Linked DNA regions of Homo sapiens: region 2 is linked to region 1. Evidence: read pairs that join two places in POLR2A ChIA-PET (ENCODE). Cell type or tissue: OCI-LY7. All regions are shown on one strand. Region 1 overlaps PKD1L1 (polycystin 1 like 1, transient receptor potential channel interacting). Region 2 overlaps PKD1L1 (polycystin 1 like 1, transient receptor potential channel interacting).

Region 1 (2,500 bases):
AGACACACAGGGCTTTCTGAATTCTTCTGGGCTTCACTTCCTTCCTGTTTCAGGCCTCTGCTGAGACCCCTTCTTTCTGACCCACCTGGAGAGCCGGGTTGCCATGGCATGTGTCCTGGGAAACGGGACCTCCCTCTAGGGAGGACGGCCCCCAGCCAGCACAACAGGTCTTGCATTGATCTTTTCCTGTGTCCGTCTCACCTTGAGCCTGACCCATCCATGGCCAGACCATAGCCAAGGGAGGATGCCAGAGAAATCTAATTGTTTGCATTTCATGCTAGAAGATTAGCTGCTGCGCATAATGATTGATTTACCTTGCGTGGCTCCTGTGCGTCTGGTATCCTTCCCCAGGAATTAGGACCTGATTCAAAAAAATAAAAATCCAATGTACGATGCTTTGGGGTGATACATTTAAACAGGGATATGTTTAAGGATTAGCGGGGACACTACTTTCTTCAGCAAATACTCTTCCTTCCTGACTCAGCCAGAATGAGTATTTCTGAGAGGATAAGGCTAGAACGAGGACTTTTGTTGATGCTTCAGTCCTGATGTTGGCTTGGGCAACCCTCACACCCACTTGAGGCTGCCCTAAGGAAACATGGCAGCTTGAGAAAAATGTTTAATTAATAAAATAAATGGCACTAGCAACTAGAAAATGGATTCACTATCCATCTGACAAAGACCTACTTTACTTAGCTGGTGAAAAGTATTTAGATGTCCCTCAGAAAAAAAAGGATTTTATAAGGTTCATATAAATGTGGGCAAATAAAATGGACAGATGACAGAAAATAAAATGACTTTTACACACATTAAATGATGCTCAATGTTACTCATAATAAACATAATGCAAATTGAAAACAGAAGATACAATTTCTACTTAGTAGATTGGTGCAAAAGGCTCAGCCCCACGGAGAGTTTCTGAGAGTTTTAATGTACATTTACCATGGGGTGCCTCGGTCTGTGCTCCTCCTCTAAGTGGGCTGTGTGGCTCCACTCGGGCAGACCCCGGGGCTTCCTGCAGAAGGAAAGAGGTGGTTCGCCAAGCGTGTTCCCCAGCAATGAAGGGGCTGCTCAGGAGAACAGGGCCATGAGGACAAGTCGCAGGTACCTTGCTGAGCCTGAAGAGCAGGGACAAGAGCTGGGCCCCTGGAGAAGCCAGGAGGGTACACAGGAGACCCACCCTGAAGGATCCAAGGGTGGGGCTGACGTCCAAGTGGGGCTGCAACAAAGCAACAGCAGCCATTACATCAACTCAATATGAGTCCCGCTTAAAACGCAGTCATTGTGTAATTACAAATACATGTAATGTGAATACATACATTATATTTAATAAAAGTGCTCTCTTCATGAATCATGAATTTTAAGTTACAATTCAATTGATTGATTGATTGATTGAGATGGAGTCTTTCTCTGTCGCCCAGCCTGGAGTGCAGTGGCAAGATCTTGGCTCACTGCGACCTCCGCCTCCCGGGTTCAAGCGATTCTCCTGCCTCAGCCTTCCAAGTAGCTGGGATTACAGGCATGCACCACCACGCCCAGCTAATTTTTGTATTTTTAGTAGAAACATGGTTTCACCATGTTGGCCAGGCTGCTCTCAAACTCCTGACCTCAGGTGATCTGCCCACCTCAGCCCCGCAAAGTGCTGGGATTACAGGCGTGAGCTACTGCGCCTGGCCACAATTCAATTTAAATAATGCTTCATGTTCAATATTCGTTCTAAGAAAAAAATAGAACTATATATAGAACTGATATGATGGATACAAGCAGAAGGAATCCAGCAAAGGCTTCTTCTACCCCAGGAGTGAAAAAAACACAAGAAATCATTTTGTTTCTTCTTATACAAATCGTTTTGGATTGAACAAATGCTTGCCGAGCACCCACTCTCTACCAGGCATGTGCTCCATGGATGGAATCATGGCTACAATCCAGCAAGGCATCAACCCACAAGGTACCAATGAACAGAGAAAAGTGGTTAGTGGTCCAACATCAGACAACATGTCGGCTTCAAAGAAGAGGCCGACCGTAGGTTTCCTCACCACAGGCCCTGGTCTATTTCCAGGTGGACGGAGCTGTTCCCTTCCTGCTACTTGATGATATTTCTTTATCCTCTTTTTACAAATTCTGTGCGCTGTTATTTTTTTAATCCCACCAATCCATAATTGTTATTGGATCTCTCTGATACCTGGTGTCATAAAGGAGCCACTATGCCCGGCTGTCCCATGGATGGGTCGCTGACCCCCACCTCGGAAACGGACCTTGTCACCACATTCTGCAGCCACACTACGACCCAGCGGTGAACCCGGTGGGCTGGGTGCATGAATGGCCATGATGTTGTCGTAGTAAACAAGTCAGTTTTGCCTCAGTCCACGTCCTGCTGTGTTGTTTTTTCCTCAGGAAAGAGAGGGTCTCCATTTTAACTGCTGACACTGATTTGGAAGTAATTTACTACATCTCATGAGGAACAATCAGACCAGAGTTGCCAGTGCAAACTGGCATCTTG
Region 2 (2,500 bases), 100 kb after region 1:
CCTCCCAGGGCTCCTGTTCTGCCAGAGGAAGCCAGAAAGCAAACATGTAGCCATAACAGCATCTGCTGGGGGTCGTGCTGCGGAAGAATAGAGCTGCAGGAGGGATTCGTGCGGGGTCGGGACGGGGTGGGGGTGGGGGGGGGGGGCGCGGTGCTTTTTTATACACAGGGTCAGAGAAGGCCGCTGTGTGTGACGACATCTAAGCAGAGCTGGAAGAGGAGGAATGCAGAGCTATGCCGAAGGTGGAGGCACACCTGCTTCACTGCAGGAGCAGCAGAAGTCTCGTGGGGCTGCAGCCACAAGTGGGAACCAAGAGAGCACAGGAGGTGACCTCAGAGTTACGGGAGGCCAAGTGGGGTCAGACTCAGGAAGTGGAGTTTCATTCTGAATGAGATGGAGGGTTCTGAGCACAAGAGTGGCACGCTCCAATGCACAGAAGCAACAGTGTGGTTGCGGTACTGAAGAGAGCCTGGCAGGCAGGAGTGGCAGCAGGGGATCCACTCAGAGGGCTATGAGGATGGCAGGTCTTGATTGTGGAGTGAAGGCAGAGGGTGAACACCTCTGAGGCTATGGGGTGGCCGGGCTGGCTGCTGGACTGGAAGTGAGATGGAGCCCAAGAGAGAACTCAGAGACAATGCCACTGGGCTTGCTCGGCCTGTGCACACTGAGAGCTTAGGTGGGGTGGGGGCATTGGAGGGCAGGTGAGGGGTGCTGGGAGCCCATCTTGGTCATGAGGCCTCTGTTGACCTTGCATTGACCTGTGCAGCTCTCCTTGTGACAAAATCTCAATCCTGGTGGCACCAGGAAAGCAGGGAGGTGCCCACGGCACAGGAGGAGGGGGGACACTTTTGGCCTACGGGAAGCTGGCCACCTTGTTTCCTACACAGGACGCCTGTCCAGAGACAACGCCCCACTGTGGACATGATTACAAAAAGCAGCCACCATCCCTCAGACTGAGGGCCCAGGGCCTCACTCTGGCTCTTGAGAGAGCTGTTACCAGAAGTAGTTCCAGCCAGTTAAGAAGTTAGTATAGGTTAACCAACGGCCCAGCCCCTCCCTGGGATGTGCGCTCCCTGTGCTGTGGGCCTTTTACAGATTTGTAACTACAGGACATCAGGTGCTTCATCTTTCAGGAGAACAACACAGGAAGGTGTCAAGAAGGCCAGAGTGGGAGCTGAAAGATGCCAGCTCGTGCCTGAGTGCATACGCCTGGCACCTGCCCCTCTTCTGTGACGAGAACAGGGAACCCCTCTGTGGCCTCCCAGAGCAGGACCTGGGTAGATCCTGGCAGTTTCCTGAGGATGTGAAACCCAGGGGCTGAGACAGCTGCATGTACCTACAACCCCTAAAAGGCATGGTGCTAGTGAGCAGCATGGGAGACACAGGGCTTTGCAAGACACTATCCTATAACTATGCCCAATCAGCAAACTGCCCAGCACGTCCAGGAGCTGGTGTATGGCCCTGTGTGACCTTCGCCTGAGCCCACTGGGGCTGTAGAGAGCAGAGCGGCCAGAATGCAGCTTGGAAATGGGTCTCCCAGTCAACCAAAACCAGAGAGCCCCCTGATTGCACATTTCACCAGGACCAAGCCCTTTGGGACATGATGGTCAAATCCTAAAGGCATCGATCTATGCCCAAAGCTGAGGTCCCAGGTGGCTGAACCTTGGAGTCACCTGGGTGGGGTGGGGTTGAAGCACCATCACCCTGAGCCACGCCACAGCATGTCTGTTAGAATCTTCAGAGGCAGGGCTTGTGCATGGTTTTGTTTGGTTTCTTTGACTTTTAAGCTCCCTAGGTGATTCTGCATAGCAGATCTGCACCAAGTGTTCAAGAAGCATGAGGTCTGTTTGCCCCCTTGTGTTTGGAGGTGAGGGCACTAAAAGCCTAAGGAAGTCACTGTATGTGGCTATTTACATTGTGTAATGTGAGAAACGCAGGTAATATCACCTCCCCTCTAAAACACCTCTCCCCAACCTCCTGTTCTCAGAACCATCAGACGCTCATCTTACTAAATATCCTTCCTTGGGAACCTAAAAATGCCTCCTTGAACTTTCGCTGACAAAAGTGATGGCAGAGCAGAGAAAAGCTCCCAAACACAAACACTGTGGGTTGAGATCAAATTCATTTCAATATAAACTCAGATGGATGTGCTACGGAGGGGGTGGTTTAATAACGCTGCTCTGCATGAGGAATACTGAAAAATGAACTGCAGGAGAGTCTTTGCCAAGGACAGCAGAGGTTCTGGGAGCTTCAAAGAGAACTGGCTTCTTTAAATTTGAACTAGAAACGCACAACTCTGGGCTGTCTGTGCATGTCCCTTTGGAACCAATGCTTATTCTGGGTGAAAAGCATGTCTCACTCAGAAGTTTTCACTCTTCTCTCGGACCCCACCCACAGATGTGAGAGTCACTCCTCTCACGCTTCTCCTCCATCTCCAGGGCATTGCCCAGGCCTTCAGACCCAAGCCCTGTTAGCTACTCTGATAAACAGATGCAAGGGA

Evidence for each region. ChIA-PET counts read pairs that join two places held together with the same protein. Peaks named below come from ENCODE experiments on the same cell type or tissue, not always from the same donor. Only the 100,000 strongest peaks of a DNase experiment are listed, where the experiment ranks them.
Region 2: POLR2A ChIA-PET joins it to region 1 with 10 read pairs; 2 of 35 experiments call an interaction of 5 or more read pairs at or near these places.

Annotation. Positions count from the first base shown.
Region 1 is chr7:47,834,025-47,836,524 of GRCh38, forward strand. PKD1L1 (polycystin 1 like 1, transient receptor potential channel interacting) reads right to left here. Exons shown (of 57, transcript NM_138295.5): 38 at 1,109-1,219; 39 at 943-1,015; 40 at 315-361. Among named protein-coding and RNA genes, the nearest start is that of PKD1L1-AS1, 40 kb to the left of the region's middle. In OCI-LY7, no CTCF peak of the experiment used is centred here; no DNase peak of the experiment used is centred here.
Region 2 is chr7:47,937,126-47,939,625 of GRCh38, forward strand. All of the region lies in intron 3 of PKD1L1 (polycystin 1 like 1, transient receptor potential channel interacting), which reads right to left. Among named protein-coding and RNA genes, the nearest start is that of PKD1L1, 10 kb to the right of the region's middle. RefSeq lists enhancers at 521-600, 1,051-1,220. In OCI-LY7, CTCF peaks have their summits at 902, 1,106 and 1,865 (motif pointing left); DNase peaks (open chromatin) are centred at 366, 1,266 and 1,836; H3K4me3 peaks cover 1,387 bases; H3K27ac peaks cover 2,362 bases.